Linked DNA regions of Homo sapiens: region 2 is linked to region 1. Evidence: read pairs that join two places in POLR2A ChIA-PET (ENCODE). Cell type or tissue: Panc1. All regions are shown on one strand. Each heading gives the region's core, and the rest is flanking DNA. Links, peaks and the distances in the headings are about the cores only.

Region 1 (4,386 bases), core at 240-4,239:
AGGCATCAGCCACCTCACCCAGCCTAGATCCAAGTTCTTACTGTGGTATTAATGACCTAGTTGGGCCTCCTTTTCCACAGTTCTTACAGGCCAGTGCCAGACACAGGCCAGAGCCCTTGGTGGCCTTCCCTGCCCCAGCAGGCCCTGGCCCAGCACGACCTGCTGACTGTCTGGAGTTTCATCACCTTAGAGCCTCATTGGTGAATCCCCTTCTAGCACAGGAGACCCTCAGGAAACCAGTGGGCTCAAGAAAAGATATATTTTTTAAAATAATTACTTTTCTTTTTTTTTCTTTTGGAGACAGAATTCCACCCTGTCACCCAGGCTGGAGTGCAGTTGGGGCGATCTCACCTCACTGCAACCTCCACCTCCCAGGCTCAAGCAATTCTCCTGTCTCAGCCTCCCGAGTAACTGGGACTACAGGCGCGCACCACCACACCTGGCTAATTTTTGTATTTTTAGTAGAGACGGGGTTTTGCCACGTTGGCTAGGCTGGTCTCGAACTCCTGACCTCATGTAGTCCGCCCATGTGAGCCGTACGCCACCAGCCACGATGCCCAGCCAAATAATTACTTTTTTTTTTTTTTTTAATGAGATAGAGTCTTGCTCTATCACCAGGCTGGAGTGCAGTAGTGCGATCTCAGCTCACTGCAAGCTCTGCCTCCCAGGTTCAAGCGATTCCCCTGCCTCAGCCTCCCAAGTATCTGGGACTACAGGCGGCCGCCACCATGCCTGGCTAATTTTTTTTTTTTTTTTTGTATTCTAGTAGAGATGGGGTTTCACCATGTTGGCCAGGATGGTCTCCGTCTCCTGACCTCATGATCTGCCCGCCTTGGCCTCTGAAAATGCTGGGACTACAGGCAAGAGCCACTGCCCCCGGCCACCATTTTTGCAACCTACTAACGACTTTCTATGGATGGATGCAGTTGGTCATTTCATTCATACCATCCGCTGAAATCCTAATGCCACTGTTATGGAATTGGCATCATTATCTCTACTTTACAGGAAAGAAAATTAAGACTCAGGGGAGAAATGGGAGTTGCCCAGAATTTCCTGCTTGTACATGTGCCCTGTCGGCTTCTTTCTCCAGAGACTGGGGCTCTAGAAGGTAAAGGACCTGTTCACGATCGCCCAGCTCACTGGAGCCAGAGCTGTCTGGTTATAGCAATGGCCATGGGAGAAGTCTGCGTCCAGAGCAAACACAAAGGGCTCAGTAGCAGGTTGGATTTGAATCCTTTTTTTTTTTCTTTTTTTTTGGAGATGGAGTCTCGCTCTGTCCAAGCAGGAAGAGGCCAGGCGAGGTGGCTCACCCCTGTAATCCCAGCACTTTGTGAAACTAAGGCGGGCAGATCACTTGAGATCAGGAGTTCGAGACCAGCCTGGCCAACATGGCAAAACCCCATCTCTACTAAAAATATAAAAATTAGCCAGGCGTGTTAGCATGGGCCTGTAATCCCAGCTACTCGAGAGGCTGAGGCAGGAAAATCGCTTGAACCCGGGAGGGGATTGCGCCATTGCACTCCAACCTGGGTGATAGAGCAAGACTGTCTCAAAAAAAAGGAGGAGGAAGCCAAGTGTGGGCAGCCTCGGGAAAGTCCTCCTACGTGGCATTCGGTCTGCACTGGAGTAGAGGGCGTTGCTCAGGACAGAGACTACCTCACAAGCTCCTGAGACAAGGACAGTGTTGGTCCTATGCATCTGCGAAGGTCCCATAACAACCACCCCAGAAAAGACCCTAAGATGCCACTCCATGCTCTCACTGGCTGTGTTGGAGGAAAGCAGGAGGCAGCCATCCCATGTCCCACACCCCCGGCCAGGTCAGGCTCCCTGCTCCCCTCCTCTCCTACACCTCACTGCTCTCCAGCCCTCCAGCCACAAACCTACACAAGGGGGTCTGGGATGGGCTCTGGGCCCAGACAGATCCAAGCAAGCCAGCAGCCCAGCTGCATGACAGTGGTGAGGAGAGCTGAGGGGGCCCAGGGTGACTCAGATGAAGAGACATGCAAGAAGCCTGCTCCCATATGGAGGGGAAGCTGGGCAGATAAGAATGGCCAGTGACTCTGGGCATGCTGGCATCCCATGGTGAATTCCATCTGCACTGTATCACCCAGACGGCTTCATCCCTGGGACCTCCACCCCCACCCATCCCCCACTGACCTTGGGTCACCGTCTCTCTGGACACCTGCCCAGCTCAGTGGGAGCTCAGTCTTTATAGTCACATCCAGAGCCAGAATGGAGACTAGCAAAAGAACGTCTGTGTCCAAGCCAGGCGTGGTGTTGCGAGCCTATAGTTCCAGCGACTCAGGAGGCAGAGGTGAGAGGATCACTTGAGCCCAGGAGTTCAAGACCAGCCTGGGCAACATAGTGAGACCCAATTTCTTTGTTTTCTTTCTTTTTTTTTTTTGAGATGGAGTCTTGCTATATTGCCCAGGCTGGAGTGCAGTAGCATGATCTCGGCTCACTACAACCTCCACCTCCCAGGTTCAAGCAATTCTCCTGCCTCAGCCCTCCTGAGTAGCTGGGACTACAGGTGTGCATCACCACACCCGGCTAATTTTTGTATTTTTAGTAGAGACGGGGTTTCATCATATTGGCCAGGCTGGTCTTGAACTCCTGACCTCGTGATCCGCCCGCCTCAGCCTCCCGAAGTGCTGGGATTACAGGCTTGAGCCACTGTTCCCAGCCGAGTGAGACCCCATTTCTACAAAAATGTTTTAAATTAGCCAGGCCTGGTGGTGTGCGCCTGCAGTCCCAGCTACTCAGGAGGCTGAGGCAGGAGGATGGCTTGAGCCCAGGAGGTAGTGGCTGCAGCGAGCCATGATCGTGCCACTGCACTCCAGCCTGGGCAACAGAGCAAGACCCTTTCTCAAAACAAACAGGAACAACAACAAAGAACAGAATGTGTCCAGAGAAAGGCGTAAAGAGAGACACAAGAATGTAGAGAATGAGGAACGAGTTCTGGTAAAGATGAACGAAAGTGAATCAGAGTCAGATAAGCCACATATGTGGGTAAAGAGAAGTGGATGGAGGGATGGAATCTGGCCAGTGGCCTGGAGGCACCCTGCAGGCCTGCACTACCTCATCAGCCTGACGTAATCAGCTCCATGTTCACATCTACCCCAGGAGCCCGGTGCTCCACCATTCCCTGCCATTGAAATTCCCCTTGGTGACCACACTGGGGGCACATTCCTTTTCTCTTTTTTTTTTTTTTTTTTTTGAGACAGAGTCTCACTCTGTTGCCCAGGCTGGAGTGCAGCAATGCAATTACGGCTCACTGCAGCCTCAAACTCCTGGACTCAAGTGACTCTCCTGTCTTAGCCTCCCAAGAAGCTGGGACTACAGGCACATGCCACCATGCTTGACTCATTTATTTATTTTTTGTAGAGGTTGGGGGGGGGGGTCTCCCTGTGTTGCCCAGGCTGGTCTCGAACTCCTGGCCTCAAGCAATCCTGCCACCTTGGCTTCCTAAAGTGTTGGGATTACAGGCATGAGCCACTGTGCCCGGCCAGGAAGGCTCATTCTTGCCTGATGGTGAAAGGACATTTGGAATACCCACATTACAAAAGACCCAGCACTAAGTGCCCTCAGGAAATAAGACACTTTGATGGCCACATAAGTTTAAATACAGAAATAACTGTAAGACAAGGGAGAATGCAAATATATAAAAGTGATAAAAGCTAAAAATTAGCTGGGTGTGGTCGTGCATGCCTGTGGTCCCAGCTGCTCAGGAGGCTGAGGTGAGAGGATTGTTTGAGCCCAGGAGTTGGAGGCTGCAGTGAGCCATGATCACACAACTGCACTCCAGCCTGGGCAACAAAGTGAGACCCTATCTTAAAAAAAAAAAAAAAAAATAGACTGGGCGCGGTGGCTCATGCCTGTAAACCCAGCACTTCGGGAAGCTGAGGTGGGAAGATCAGTTGAGCTCAGGAGTTTGAGACCAGCCTGGCCAACATGGTGAAACCCTGTCTCTACTAAAAATCCAAAAATTAGTTGGGCATGTTTGTGCAGGCCTGTAGTCCCTGCTACTCAGGAGGCTGAGGCACGAGAATTGCTTGAACCCGTGAGGTGGAGGTTGCAGTGAGCTGAGATCGCGTCACTGCATTCTAGCTTGGGTGACTGAGTGAGACTCTGTCTCAAAAAAAAAAAAAGATAAAATTGGCTATGGTAGAGCATACATTTTTTTTAAGTGATTAAAGCATTATAGGTGCCATAGAGGAATCGATGAGAGATGGGAGATGGAGGCTGCAGGGGCCTAGCCTGGAAGAGTGGGTCGAGCTCAACTCCATTTTGGTAAATCAAGTCTCCTTCCTCCCTGGTATGCTCAGAAAATAAGGATACACTTGGGACAAAAGCGGGGTACATCCATGACCTGCAGCCCAGAGGGGA
Region 2 (4,386 bases), core at 282-4,281, 200 kb before region 1:
AGCAACTCCGTCTCAACAAAAGCCGGCCAAAACTCGCCAAAACCAAGATGGCAACAAGAGTGACCTCTGGCTGTCCTCACTGCTCATAATATGCTAATTATAATACATTAGCTTGCTAAATGGCACTCCCACCAGTGCTGTGACTGTTTGCAAATGCCATAGCAATGCCCAGAAGTTACCCTATATGGTCTAAAAGGGGGAGGAATTCTCAGTTCTGGGAAATTCCTACCCCTCTTCTGGAAAACTCATGAATAATCCACCCCTTCTTTAGCATACGATCAATAAATAACCATTAGAAAATAGCCAACCAACAAAACAAACAAACTAATAAAAAAAGAAGAACAAACAATAAAAAACAAAACGAAACAAAAATGGCCAACCAGCAGCCATCGGGGCTGCTCTGTCTATGAAGCAGCCATTCTCACGTTTTTTCACTTCTGTAATAAACTTGCTTTCACTTCACTCTGTGGACTCACTCCAATTTTTTTATTTTTTTATTTTTTTTATTTTTTGACGGAGTCTCGCTCTGTCACCCAGGCTGGAGTGCAGTGGCATGATCTCAGCTCACTGCAAGCTCCGCCTCCTGGGTTCATGCCATTCTCCTGCCTCAGCCTCCCGAGTAGCTGGGTCTACAGGCATGCCTGTCACCACGCCCGGCTAATTTTTTGTATTTAGTAGAGACGGGGTTTCACCGTGTTAGCCAGGATGGTCTCGATCTCCTGACCTCGTGATCCGCCCGCCTCAGCCTCCCAATGTGCTGGGATTACAGGCGTGAGCCACTGCGCCTGGCCCTTCCAAATTCTTTCTTGCACAAGATCCAAGAACCCTCTCTTGCGGACTGAATTAGGACCTGTTTCCGGTAAAAGTGCTTTCCTGAATTTTCAACTTCCATCTGAAGAACTAGGGGAAATCTGAGGCTGGGTTTTCCCTGGGGCGCCTGGGGGAACATAAGATTGGGCTCCCAGAGCCAGAGAGACCATCCAGCAGGCATAAACTGGACGTGGTGGGTCACACAAAAGCCACGAGGTGTCTGCCAGTATAAGCAAGTTTCCCAAGTAAGGGACCTTTAGGGATCCCTAAGCATTAGGCCATCCATTAGGTAAATAAGTATCCTGTGAAAAGCCCGCTGTGAACACTACACCCAGCTTCCCTTCATTTCTCCTTAAAGCAGGTTTGCTAGCCGCTCTGCTACTGAGACCCTCATGTAGCTCTCAAAGCAGGGTGTCTTTCCATGTTCTTGCTCGCCCCGCTCCCCAGTAGCTTGGGCCTGCCGTGGCTGGTTATGTTAGAGTAGGTATCTAGGCAGACATGAGGAGGGTAGGAGAGGATGCCCCATTCCCTTCCCCAGTAATGTCAAGTGACAAATAGGTGGTGGTCAAGTGGTTGTTAAACTGTCTTTCTGAAATAATAATTGGTTGTAGCTGGCGCCAGGGAAAGGTGGTTTCCCAATAGACAGAAAACACCTGAGGCTGGTGATAAGCAGCTTCCTGATAAGATCTCAGGAGTTGGGTGAGTGGGCTCAAGCATGTGCACTAAGAGGCAACATGGCAGAGTTTAAGTGGTATTTCTTTTTTGTTTTGTTTTTGATGGAGTCTTGCTCTGTCGCCCAGGCTGGAGTGCAGTGGAGTGATCTCGGCTCACTGCAATCTCCAACTCCCAGGTTCAAGGGATTCTCCTGCCTCAGCCTCCCAAGTAGCTGGGATTACAGGTACACACCACAACGCCCAGCTAATTTTTTTTTTTTATTTTTAGTAGAGACGGAGTTTCACCATGTTGGCCAGGATGGTCTTGATCTCTTGACCTCATGATCTGCCTGCCTCAGCCTCCCAAGTGTTGGGATTACAGGTGCGAGCCACCGCGCCCGGCCCCAGCTAGTTTTTATATTTTTAGTAGAGGGGGGTTTCACCATGTTAGCCAGGCTGGTCTTGAACTCCTGACCTCAAGCAATCCTCCTGCCTTGGCCTCCCAAAGTGTTGGGATTACAGGCGTGAGCCACTGCACTTGGCCAACAGATCTATGTCTTCCCAGGAACCCTCAGCTGGTAGGGGAAGAACGCCTCAAACGAGCATGTGCACAACTTCAGTAAATATACTGTTCCCACCCCAAGGGAAAATCAAGGGAGAAGAGACGCAACCCCCGGAACCATGCCAATGTATAAAACCCCAAGTCAGGGGCTCAACAGTGCACTTGAATCTCTCAAGTTGCCTGCTTGGCCCTCTTCCAAGTGTACTTTACTTCCTTTCTTTCCTCTAAAACTTTTTTTAAAAATTTATATTAATTAATTATTTTTGAGACAGAGTCTTGCTGTGTCATCCAGGCTGGAGTGCAGTGGTGTGATCTCAGCTCACTGCAACCTCTGCCTCCTGGGTTCAAGTGATTCTCCTGCCTTAGCCTCCCCAGTAGCTAAGATTACAGGCGCCCGACACCACGCCTGGCAAATTTTCGTATTTTTAGTAGAGACGGGGTTTCGCCATGTTGGCCAGGCTGGTCTTGAACTCCTGGCCTCAAGCAATCCGCCCATCTCAGCCTCCCAAAGTGCTGGGATTATAGGCATGAGCTGTCCCGTGCCCGGCCTCGTTCCTGTTCTAAAACTTTTTAATAAACTCTGACTCCTGCTCAAAAACTTGCCTCAGTCTCTCACTCTGCCTTATGCCCCTCAGAGGAATTATTTCCTTCGAGGAGGCAAGAATTGAATTGCTGCAGACCCGTGTGGATTCGCTGCTGCTAACAAAAGAAGCAACCCATGAAAGGGACACTGCAAACACCATGTCCTTCATTTCCCATTAAAGCAGGGTTACTAGCTGCTCTGCTACGGAAACCCCCATTTAGTTGGGGGCTTTCAAAGCAAGATCTCTTCCCATGTTCTTGCTTTCCTCACCCTGCCAACAGCTTGGGACTGTTCTTGTGGGTTACTTGGTGTGAGGCTCATGGTAGAGGTGTTACAGGAAAGGAGTCCCAATCCAGACCCTTCAAGAGAGGGTTCTTGGATTTTGCATAAGAATTCAGGGTGAGTCCGTAAAGTGAAAGCAAGTTTATTAGGAAAATAAAGAAATAAAATAATGGCCTTTCCATAGACAAAGCAGCCCTGAGGGTGGCTGGTTGACCATTTTTATGGTTGTTTCTTGATGACATGCTAAACAAGGGGTGGATTATTCATGCCTCCTCTTTTTAGACCATATAGCGTAATTTCCTGACGTTGCCATGGCATTTGTAAACTGTCATGGCGCTGGTGGGAGTGTAGCAGTGAGGACGACCAGAGGTCACTCTCTTCACCATCTTGGTTTTGGTGGGTTTTGGCCGGCTTCTTTACTGAAACTAAGGGAGGAGACCACCCTTCATATTGTCTTATGCCCAATTTCTGCCTCCAAAGAAAGAAGAAGTAAAAACTAAAAGGCAGAAATGAAATCCACATTTCATTTCTAAAAGACAGCCCAGTGCCACACACTGGGCCTGGTTGTTAAAGATTGACCCCTGACCTAATTGGTTATGTTATCTATAGATTACAGCTATTGTATAGAAAAGCACTGTGAAAATCCCTGTCCTGTTCCATTCTAATTACCGGTGCATGCAGCCCCCAGTCACGTACCCTCTGCTTGCTCAATCAATCACGACCCTCTCATGCAGACCCGCTTAGAATTGTGAGCTCTTAAAAGGGACAGGAATTGCTGACTCAGAGAGCTCGGTTGTTGGAGACGTGAGTCTTGCTGAAGCTCCTGGCTGAATAAAGCCCTTTCTTCTTTAACTCAGTGTCTGAGGGGTTGTGTCTGCGGCTTGTCCTGCTACAAAACCTGTTTCATCAGCAAGGTCTTTATGACCTGTATCTTGTGCCGACCTTCTATTTCATCCTGTGACTTAGAATGCCTTAACCATCTGAGAATGCACCCAGTAGGTCTCAGCCTCATTTTACCCAGTTCCTATTCAAGATGGAGTTGCTCTGGTTCACCTGCCTCTGACAGAGGCATGGTATTCCATTTCTTCAGGGCTAGTCTCTGTCTCAGGCAAGTTTTTTGCTCCTGGGTCTTGGGGATGGAATTTCTCAGCATATCTGTCCTTCCTCGTGGCAGCCAAACTTTTCCTTTTGTCTTTGGGTTGGTGGGGGTTTTGGCAGGACAGAATTTCTCATCCCTACTCCCATGGTGGCTGACCTCTCTGTATCTGTGCAGGCTTCTGAGTGCAAGCAGCTGTCCTCCCCTCCACCAGGGCACTCAGCTTTGCCTCTAGTTCTTCTTCAGCAGCAGCTAGCTTGGAAAGGAGAGCAGGAGGATGTGTAACCACCTGAGAGGTTCTTCTTGCCTGCTGCGTAAAGAAACACCATGGCATTGTAGTAGAGAAAGAGTTTAATAGACACAAGGCTCGCCATGCCACATGGGAGATGGAGTTAGCATT

The links. ChIA-PET counts read pairs that join two places held together with the same protein. Peaks named below come from ENCODE experiments on the same cell type or tissue, not always from the same donor. Only the 100,000 strongest peaks of a DNase experiment are listed, where the experiment ranks them.
Region 2: POLR2A ChIA-PET joins it to region 1 with 5 read pairs; 3 of 35 experiments call an interaction of 5 or more read pairs at or near these places.

Annotation. Positions count from the first base shown.
Region 1 is chr7:101,115,495-101,119,880 of GRCh38, forward strand. No RefSeq gene overlaps it. Among named protein-coding and RNA genes, the nearest start is that of SERPINE1, 9.4 kb to the right of the region's middle. RefSeq lists an enhancer at 1,930-2,631 and a silencer at 1,930-2,163. In Panc1, for the core only: no CTCF peak of the experiment used is centred there; a DNase peak (open chromatin) is centred at 2,145; H3K27ac peaks cover 3,696 bases.
Region 2 is chr7:100,916,302-100,920,687 of GRCh38, forward strand. No RefSeq gene overlaps it. Among named protein-coding and RNA genes, the nearest start is that of ACHE, 23 kb to the left of the region's middle. RefSeq lists an enhancer at 483-592. In Panc1, for the core only: no CTCF peak of the experiment used is centred there; no DNase peak of the experiment used is centred there.